2 separate regions of the Homo sapiens genome follow, and region 1 is linked to region 2. Evidence: read pairs that join two places in POLR2A ChIA-PET (ENCODE). Cell type or tissue: CD4-positive, alpha-beta T cell. All regions are shown on one strand. Each heading gives the region's core, and the rest is flanking DNA. Links, peaks and the distances in the headings are about the cores only.

Region 1 (5,384 bases), core at 276-5,275, 82 kb after region 2:
TGGGACTACAGATGTGCACCCAATGCCTGGCTAGTTATTTTATTTTTTTGTAGAGATAGGGCCTCACTGTGTTGCCCAGGTTGGTGTCAAATTCCTGTTCTCAAGCAACCCTCCTGCCTTCACCTCTCAAAGTGCTGGAATTACACGTGTGAGCCACCATGCTGGAACAGAAGGCTGGAATTTTGAAGTGGTCCATGTTACTTGTCAGGCCTACCTTGGTCCTCCTATTTACTGTTCCTCAACTGGGGCCTTCTTATCTCTGCTTATTAGATTGGCCCTCTACCAAAAGCTATCATTACTTGAAGCCTAGAGCAGTTAGCCTCAAATGTTAGGATACTAACCTTTAAAACACATTAGCATTTAAAAAAATTTAGATTCCTGTGGTAGGTCAGAGTTCTGTTTTACTTTGGGATATAGCGTAGTAATTTTCCCCCTTACCCGCATTGTTCCATGTAGTAGTTATTTAGGCAGCCTTAGCACATCCTGAAACAACATCCAGTCCTCCCTGTTCCAGGTTGCCACCTGTCTTTGGTCTTAGTTGAGGTAATAGGATTTTGCTTTGTTTCCCGGATCCTGTTCTGTGTCTATTAACTGTATTTTACCTTAGCCCTTTCCTGAGGCTCTATTCTTTTTTGTTTTTTGAGACAGGGTCTCACTCCCATTGCCCAGGCTGGAGTGCAGTGGTGCAATCTCAGCTCACCACAGCTTCGACTTCCCAGGCTCAAGCCATCCTCCCACCTCAGCCTCCTAAGCAGCGGGGACTGCAGGCGTATGCCACCATGCCTGGCTAATTTTTTTTTGTAGTTTTAGTTGAGACAGGGTTTTACCATGTTGCTCAGGCTGATCTGGGACTCCCAGGCTCAAGAGACCTACCAACCTTGGCCTCCCAAAGTGCTGATTACAGGCATGAGCCTGAGATTCTATTCTAGTAACATGCTTTGTTCTCTGGTTTCTAGAACTGGTCCTGCCACCATCTTTGCCAGACTCTCTCCCAGGGATCAGGTTGGCAGGCTTATCTGAGTTGTCAGATGGCATGGATTTCCGAGAATCTTCTTGTCTTTCCTTTACTGAGCTGTCTTCATCCATTGAAACTCCTGCCACCCTTATACTCCCTTAGCAGCCCTGCTACCTGTGGTTGTAGTTAAGAATATCTCCTACTCCATATTTCAGGAAGGGGCAGGACATTTTTTTTTTTTTGAGATGGAGTCTCGCTCTGTCACCCAGGCTGGAGTGCAGTGGTGTGATCTTGGCTCACTGCAATCTCTGCCTCCCCGGTTCAAGCGATTCTCCGGCCTCAGCCTCCTGAGCAGCTGGGACTACAGACATGTGCCACCATGCCCAGCTAATTTTGAATTTTTAGTGGAGACAGGGTTTCACCATGTTGGCTAGGATGGTCTCAATCTCTTGACCTTGTGATCCGCCTGCCTCGGCCACCCAAAGTGCTGGGATTACAGGCGTGAGCCACTGTGCCCGGCCAAGAACATTTTAAAATCTACCAATCTACCATTTATCCTGCCTTCTTTCCCTTTGAGGTCTCTTGGCTATATGCCACCTCTGCTCTGGAGGATTTTTGCATTTCTTTCTGGTTTGGGGCTTCTTAGAGCTTCCTTTGTAATTAGGATAGAGATAGGAAGAATGATAGACACAAAAGGTGTTTACCTTTGCTGCTTGCTTTACTTGCTATGTGTGTTTCTGCCTCCTGTGCTTGTGTACTCTGGGGCACTGAGCACACCATAGGTGACATGGTGCTAGATATGTTTAATGAGACAGTATGGTGCTGGTCTCCAGTGATGAGTGACAATGGACAACATTCATTCATTCACCCACCTCTTCCACAAATAGTAATAATTTATTTGTGACAGAATCTCACTTTGTTGCCGAGGCTGGAGTGCAGTGCAGTGGTGTGATCTTGGTTCCCTGCAACCTCTGCGTTTTGGGTTCAAGCGATTCTCCTGCCTCAGGCGCCCAAGTAGCTGGGACAACAGGCATGGGCCACCATGCCCGGCTAATTTTTATGTTTCTGGTAGGGATGGGGCTTCACCATGTTGGTCAGGCTGGTCTTCAACTCCTGACCTCAAGTGATCCTCCCGCCTTGGCCTCCCAGGGTGCTGGGATTACAGGCCACAAATAATTATTGAGCATCTACTGTGTGCTTTCTGGAAGTATATGATTTTTCACTCAAGGATTTTATACTTTAGTGGGCAGGGGTAAAATAGATAAATTCACTGCTGTGAGGTACAGTAATACTTAGATAATAGTGTGTGGAGTGTCTTGGGAGCAGCTGGGAGAGGCATTTAACCCAGCGGGTGGTAAGGAGTACTGGAAGGACAGCTTCCTGAAAAAGGTGATACTGAGCTGAGGCTTGAAGATATATTTTAACCTTAAAAATGAATTCCTCAGGGGGAAGAATGGATGCCTTGAAACTTGCTCTCAAGTTTTTCATGTGTTTCTTTTTGTAACTTAATGTCTCTACTTTGCATATGTCCCTTTGGCCTTTGCAGTCTCTATGTCTGTCATTCTTTGCATAATAATTCATATCAAAGGGGAGAAACAGCTATTTTTTGTCCCTAGAAGTTCTGCTCTTAAGGTTGAAAAGAAAGTTTGAAAAATCATATCATTTAGGTTAGAAGTACTTTGTGTTGTTGGTATCCAAAATTAGGACTCTGAGATTCTTGTGTATTCAGAGAATTTTTAGTAGGAAACAAGGACAAATTTGCATATGAAATGAAAATAGTTATTACATGACAAAATATGTAGATCTGATTTCTAGAAACTGAATTAGTCCAAAACAAGTAAGAGTGGGAAAAGCAGTAAAAAGTTCTTCTTGAATATTGCTGTTGTCATCCAAAGTATTCTTATTTCTTTTAGGTGAAAAATTTCCATTACTCTTTTGTGATATTCTCAAAAGAAAGTTTAGGATTTTACAGTGTTCTGAAATACTGAATCTTAATTCAGTATTTCAATAGAGTATTATTGATTTGCTTCCTTATCAGTAGATTTTTAAATTATTTATTTCTAGGCTATAGATCTTCCTAAAATATAATCCAAAGTAGTTTAAAATGCAGATATCTAGACCAAAGTATAAAGATCTCTTTTCTGGAGCATGCTATATTTAACAGTTTTTTCCTAAGTTTGTTTTTGTTTTTGGAATCATGATATATTTGTTTCTTAAAGCAATCTTTAGTTCTATTAGATGTTTTTCTAGCTCAAATAAACATCTAAGAATTTTAGTTTAATTTGGCAAGTAACACTGGTGAAAAAAGAAAAAAAAAGAATTCTAGTTTCATAATTGATAATATTTATTATCATTACCATTGTATCCTAGGATATGTGCATTTAGTAGCTTGATTTAGTACATACCATTAAGACATTAGCTTTAAACATTTGAAGAGCAGGATTGACTTTGAGGTCAGTTTGCTGTTTCATTGTTACTAATGATAAATGGTTTCTAAGCACCATTCCAAACCTTTAAGAAATTGTTACAGCCCAATATTTGAGGATTGTTAGATCCTTACTGAAAGCTAAGGATGGGAATGCAGCTGTGCCTCAGGAAGGACAGTGGAAGTGGGAGCTGGAAACCCCTCAGATACCCAAGTAGCATATACTCTATCTCCTACCTCTGCTTCTTTGTGTATCTTTTTTTGCCCCCCAAGAATTCCGAGGACAATCAAGCTTTGTGTATCTTTTAAAAACTTTTCCTCTCTTTGCCAACTGGATCATGTGCTCCTCAGTTCACATGATGGAGTATTTGTTTTACTGGTCTAGCCACAGGGAGACATCTTTCCCTGTTATTCTCAATTCTAGGATCCTGGAGAGGGGACCATGACCTGGTTTGAGTTGGATGCCTACCCTTGGTCAGGTCAACTATGGCCTGGAGGGCAGAGTTACAAAATAAAGGTTGCCAGGGGGCCAACTCTCTCTGTGTGTGTGTGTGTGTGTGTGTGTGTGTGTGTCATGAGCTCTGCACACCTTCCATTCCTCGGTATATAGCAAGAGCAGCAGTATTACTAGATTATTGTCATACCCCATCTCAAGAAACTATGTGGGAGGAGGGAGGATAAGGACTGGTTGAGTAGGGGGCTGTTTCCTAACAACCATGTGAGGAAAAAGAACCCTGTTGCATTTAGGACATTTCAATTTAATATTTCATTTTCTTTGTAACAGGTTAGTGGTTACTTGGATGATTGTACCTGTGATGTTGAAACCATTGATAGATTTAATAACTACAGGCTTTTCCCAAGACTACAAAAACTTCTTGAAAGTGACTACTTTAGGTATTACAAGGTATTTTTAATTTTAATTTTTTATATATGAATACTTTAAATGGATAATTAGATTTTCTTAAGAATTACTGAGCTTCAAAATTGTAGTTGTTATTTAAAATTGATATAGGCTTTATTAAGAAAATTCAGTTCATAAGAGTGAAGCATGTGATTCTGAAACCATCCATTGGATAATTTTAATAACTGAATTTTACACTCTAGAGTTAGAATCTAGTTGGTTAAATTGAAGTTAGGACAGAAATTATTATATATTGTTATCAAAATGGTGAGATCATAATTTTCTAAAACATCAGATTGGCTCCAATTAATTAAAATAATTAAATATTTTTTGTAGAATCATGACTTTATCCTGACCTATATTATTTAAACAAATCACTTGTGCTGTTTTATCTTGAGATATCTACTAGAAGAGTTTAGAAAACCTGATCAATGGAGTATTTAGTTGTAGTCAGTTTACAATTGTCTATCCTCTACCTGTTAACTCTTTCTTGTTTGAAAAGAATGTGAGTCGAGCTACTTTGGCTCCTAGTTGCCATCTGTTCAGGGTCTATTTAGTGGCAGTCTGTGTCTTTTTTTTTTTGAGACAGAATCTTGCTTTGTCACCCAGGCTGGAGTGCAGTGGCATGATCTCTGCTCACTGCCAACTTCCGCCTCCTGGGTTCAGGCAATTCTCCTGCCTCAGCCTCCCAAGTAACTGGGATTACAGGCACCTGCCACCACACCTGGCTAATTTTTGTATTTTTAGTGGAGATGGGGTTTTGCCGTGCTGGCCAGGCTGGTCTTGAACTCCTGACCTCAGGTAACCCACCTGCCTTGGCCTCCCAAAGTATTGGGATTACAGGCGCCAGCCACCTTGCCCAGCCCAATCTGTGTCTTTTTTTTCTTTTTTGAGACAAAGTCTTGCTCTTGTCATCTAGGCTGGAGTGTGGTGGCATGACCTTGGCTCACTGCGCCCTTCGACTCCTGGGTTCAAGTGATTCTCCTGCCTCAGCCTCCCGAGTAGCTAGGATTACAGGCACCTGCCACCAGGCCTCGCTAATTTTTGTATTTTTAGTAGAGACGGGGTTTCGCCACGTTGGCCAGGCTGGTCTCAAACTCCTG
Region 2 (5,384 bases), core at 238-5,237:
GGGCAGTGCAGTAGAGTGCAAAGAGTTCTATACTTGTGGATCAGATCACCTGTCCTCAATTTCCAGGTCAGTGCTAAGTATATAAGCTGTTCTTACTACCTTATATAACTGTTGGTTCAAAGATTGAAGTGAACTGCAGGGTAGGAAAAACTGGAAATAAAGTAAAAATGCCTTGTGTGCTTTGTTGGGAGAGAAACAAAGGTGATAAACACAGGTAGCAAGGTCTTGGGAAAGGAAGATTTTAAGAGCATGCTTGGATTAACTTTGAAAATAAGGGGCTTAGGGTACTTCTGAAATAGCAACAGAGGGAGGAAAGGATGGAAATATTGATGGCAAGAGAAAGAAGCTCACATTAGCCATGCTACACGCTGTATTAACCGCCCTCTACTTTTAATAAGATCACCTAAGCGTGTTTAGGGCCCCTTCTCCAGATTCGTATTATTTTAATCTTTACAACACGGATGTACTACTACTTGAAAGACTTAAGCTTATTATAGTACACATTTATTCATTATAAAATGAATCCTTCTGGAATTAGCTCAATAGTTTAACAAGTTTTCTAAACAATTTAAATTGTTCAGTGTAACTTGTAGCAAGTTCTCCACCTTTCATTATCTTTCTTCCCAAATTTCTCCAAAAAGAAAAAAATCCTTACCTGTGGTACCAGAATGAACAGATAATGACCTTTCTATCTGGAGTGGTGACATCATCTGTATTGTTAATTTTGCTAGGTAGATGGCTTCATATTCCTAAAAAAAAAATAAGTTAATTAACTTAATTATATATTTACATTCTTGGATACCCAAAATAGTGATTAATGTATACACTGTTGGTATTCTTCATCTGTATTGAAAAATCTAGTGCCATATTGTTTGAAGAGAAATGGAAGTTTAAAATTCCTGTCTCATAAATTCAGAACTACTGATAACTATAAATCAAGCCCGGCTAATAGTTTGTGCTAGGGTACTGCATGCTGAACTGCCAGTCAGTATGGCATTAGCTATAATGATCTCTGACTTCATCTGTTTAAAAAAACCCCAAAAAACACCAAAAACTTAAATTGGCAATCTCAATAGTCCTCTGCTTCCAGTTATAGATAGAAGAATAAAGGCATTTTTGTTTCTCTCTTTTCTGAAAACAAGGAAAACATTTGATGAAACTAGGAAACATCCATTACCCTGAAAATGAGAAGAATGAGGGGAAAAGGAATTGATTACCAGCTACGTCAGGATAGTGGTTACTTTACAGAGGGAGAAACAGATTTGTGCCTGAGAAGCGGCATGAAAAAGGCTTTTGGTGTCCTGGTAAACATTCTGTTTCCATACTTCGGCAATAGTTACATGGATGTTTATTTACATTTTATGCATTTTCTATATTATAATTTCACAATAAAATTTTCAAAAAAAATAGAACCATCCTAAGCTAGGCATAGCAGATAACTCCTCTGTGGGCCAGAGTAGGTACAGTTCATAGCTCGCTAAAAAAGGTGACCTAAAATAAAACCAACAAGCCCTTGCATGGTATGACAAAGTCAGGAAATATGAGTGGCCTATGGGAGAAGGTGGGACATATTAAGGAAAATGTGAACACCTACACCTGCCATTTTTTGCAAGCAGCAGGCTGTTTAAGTATGGTAAGGCGGAAGTGAAATTTGGTTGCATGTAGCCAAGCATCAGTTGATCTTGGATAGCTAAAAGTAAAGGCTAAATCAGCAATTCTAGCCTGGATATACATGAGAATCACCTGAGGCACTTTAAAACCTATATACCTAGGCCCCACTCTCACAGATTTTGATTTCATTGGCATGGGTAAGGATTCCCCAGGTGATTCTAATATGAATCAGTGTTTATCAATTTAAACAAAATAAACCTGTGATATAAGGAGCTCTGCTTCTTACTCACTGATTCATGCCACCAAAGGAACCTGGGAAAATTCAAGCTGTCAGCCTTCCCCAACCACTCCTCTGGCCCCTTTCCCACAATTTTATTCTTGGGTAAATAGCTGATCTAAGACGAATACCTCCAGTTCAAAGATGACCAATAATCAAGAAGGAACCAGTTAGGTCTTACTCAAAGATTTTGCAAGAAAAAACAAAACAAAACAAAACAAAAACAGAAAAGCAAGAGTATAACCAAATGTCATAAAGAAAATGCCATAAAACTTATACCATGAAGCAGATGAAAACTATGAACAAATTAATCAAAGAAAATATGGCAGTTATGGGATTGAATGTTTGCATTCCCCTCATAATTCATATGTTGAAGTCCAAACACTTAATGTGGGGACTTTGGCAGGTGATTAAGTTGGGATGAGGTCATGAGAGGACTGGCCCTATGATGAAATGAGTATCCTTCTAAGAACTATGCTCCCACCTCAAACCACTTACACTTATTCCTCTACCTCAAATGCTTTTCCCCAAATACGTGCATCTCTTTAGGTCTTTGCTCAAATATCACTTTTCAGTAAGCCCATTTCTGACCACCCTTCTAAAAATACAATTCTCGTCCCACCTTCCTTACATGGCCTTATTTTTCTTGGATTCATTACTTCTGGCCTACTACATTTTGTTTGTTGTCTGATTCTCCCACTAAATAAGTTTCGTGAGGTCAAGGATTATTGTCTGTTTTGTTCTCTGCTTTACTGTCAGTGCCTAACTAAAACAATGCCAAATAAATATTTAATGAAACAATGCAGCATGGGACATGGAAAACAAACGTGAGAAAAATCAAGTGGAAAAAAAAAAAAGAACAAAGCTGCAAATAATTACAGAGAAAATAGCAAATAACAAAGAAAAAAGGGAACATAAACTATACCGGGGTAAGGGGTATACTAAAAAGAAAAAGAAACAGAACAACCAAAAGGGTAAATACACAATAGAAGACAACTTTCCTGAAATCAGGGAAGGCTTGAATTTGCAAGTGGTAAGGGCACACTGTGACTCAGAAAAAAACTGATGTAGAGCAATCAACAAGATACATCTTGGCCGGATATAGTGGCTCATGCCTGTAATCCCAGCACCTTGTGAGGCCAAGGTGGGAGGATCGCTTGAGCCCAGGAGTTTGAGACCAACCTGGAAAATATGGCAAAACCCCATCTCTACCAAAAATAATTTAAAAAACTAAGCCAGGTGTGTGGTCTCACGTCGTAATCCCAGCACTTTGGGAGGCCGAGGCAGGCAGATCACCTGAGGTCAGCAGTTCCAGACCAGCCTGGCTTACATGGTGAAACCCTGTCTCTCTACAAAAAATACAAAAATTAGCTGAGTTTGGTGGCACATGCCTGTAATCCTGGCAACTTGGGAGACTGAGGCAGAAGAATCGCTTTAACCCAGGAGGCAGAGGTTGCAGTGAGCCAAGATTGCCCCATTGCACTCTAACTTGGGCAACAGAGTGAGACTTTGTCTCAAACAACAACAAACAAAAAACTTAGCCAGGTGTGATAGTGTGCACCCATGGTCCCAGCTACTTAGGAAGCTAGGGTGGGAAGATCACTTGAGCCCAGGAGGTCAAGGCTACAGTGAACCATGATCGCGCCACTGCACTGTAGCCTGGGTGACAGTGCGAGACCCCCTCAAAAAACAAAAACATAAAAAACCAGGATACACCTTGATAAAGCATCTTATGGTCATCTAGATGAGGGTCCCCACCCCTGGACTGCAGACCCCAGAATCGGTCCATCGCCTGTCAGGAACCAGGCCACACAGCAGGAGGTGAGTGGCACTCCAGGGAGCATTACCATCTGAGCACCACCTCCTCTCAGATCAACAGCAGCATTAGAGTCTCACAGGAGCGCAAACCCTATGGTAAACCTATCCCTCCCTATGGTATGCGAGGGATCTAGGTTGCACACTCCTTAACTAATGCCTGATGATCTGATATAGAACAGTTTTGTCCTGAAACCATCTCCCCCGCCACCCCATCCGTGGAAAAATTGTCTTTCATGAAACTGGTCCTTGGTGTGAAAAAGGTTGGAGACTGCTGATCTAGACAACCTTCTCCTGATACAAATCAATTCACCTAAGGGGGGAATCTTAAAATTGGTCTGCCTTCAAACTTCTCTAAAACAATATTTAGGCCAGGCACGGTGGCTCACACCTGTAATCCCAACACTTTGGGAGGCCGAGGAGGGCAGATCACCTGAGGTCGGAAGTTTGAGACCAGCCTAGCTAACATGGTGAAATTCCATCTCTTCTAAAAATATAAAATTAGCTGGGTGTGGTGGCATGTGCCTGTAATCCCAGCTAATCAGGAGGCTGAAGCGGAGAATCACTTGAACTCGGGAGGTGGAGATTGCAGTGAGCCTAGATTGTACCACTGCACTCATTCCAGCCTGGGCGACAGAGTGAGACTCCATCTCCAAAAAATAAAAAACAAACAAAAAATATTTAATATCAGGTCTGTGTACAAAATCACTAGGGAAAAAGTATTAAATACCTATTTTATATCTAGCCACTGTCATTCAAATATAAGGGCAAAAGAAAAATATTTTCCAATATGCAAAGGGATAGTTTCCATGGGAATATAGTTTCCATGAACTATTCTTAATAAAGTCCAAGAGTTTAATAAAGACACTGGAACAGGTAATAGGATTGGCTGAATCCTATTTAAATGTAGGATTAAGGGCTGGGCGCCGTGGCTCACGCCCGTAATCCCAGCACTTCGGGATGCTGAGGCGGGTGGATCACATGATCTCAGGAATTCGAGACCATCCTGGCCAACATGGCAAAACCCCGTCTCTACCAAAAATACAAAAATTAGCTGGATGTGGTGACATATGTCTGTAATCCCAGCTACTCGGGAGGCTGAGGTGTGTGAATCGCTTGAACCCAGGAGGCAAAGGTTGCAGTGAGCCGAGATCACACCACTGTACTCCAGCCTGGGCAAGAGTGTGAGACTCTAACTCAAAAAAAAAAAAAAAAAAAAGGAAAAGTAAATAAATAAAACCTTAAAAATTATGTAACAAACATAAACACACCAAAAAATTTTAAACTATAGCAGAAGGTTAAAAAAAGGATTCATTTAAAACAGAAAGCATAATATGAAATAATAATAGATAAGATTGTATCTGTCATTTTCAGTAAATGAAAGTGGGTTAAATTCACCTATTAGGAAACAATGATACCAAATCTAATAGCAAAACTCAATCCTAGACTACACTGAGGAAAAGCATCTAAAATCAAGTGATTTAGAAAGCTTGAAGGAAAAGGAATGGGAAAACTCAAAAGGTAGCAAGCGAACAGAAAGAGTAGGATTCACAATATTAAACGAGGTTAACTGCAAGGTAAAATAACCGAAATTTGTCCAGGCACAGTGGCTCACACCTGTAATCCCAGCACTTTGGGAGGCCGAGGTGGGAGGATCATGAGGTCAGGAGTTCGAGACCAG

What was found. Peaks named below come from ENCODE experiments on the same cell type or tissue, not always from the same donor. Only the 100,000 strongest peaks of a DNase experiment are listed, where the experiment ranks them.
Region 1: POLR2A ChIA-PET joins it to region 2 with 5 read pairs; 5 of 35 experiments call an interaction of 5 or more read pairs at or near these places.

The regions. Positions count from the first base shown.
Region 1 is chr14:52,682,688-52,688,071 of GRCh38, reverse strand. ERO1A (endoplasmic reticulum oxidoreductase 1 alpha) reads left to right here. Exons shown (of 16, transcript NM_014584.3): 2 at 4,165-4,284. Among named protein-coding and RNA genes, the nearest start is that of ERO1A, 10 kb to the left of the region's middle. In CD4-positive, alpha-beta T cell, for the core only: no CTCF peak of the experiment used is centred there; no DNase peak of the experiment used is centred there; H3K27ac peaks cover 430 bases.
Region 2 is chr14:52,764,205-52,769,588 of GRCh38, reverse strand. STYX (serine/threonine/tyrosine interacting protein) reads right to left here. Exons shown (of 11, transcript NM_145251.4): 10 at 656-749. Among named protein-coding and RNA genes, the nearest start is that of GNPNAT1, 25 kb to the left of the region's middle. In CD4-positive, alpha-beta T cell, for the core only: no CTCF peak of the experiment used is centred there; no DNase peak of the experiment used is centred there.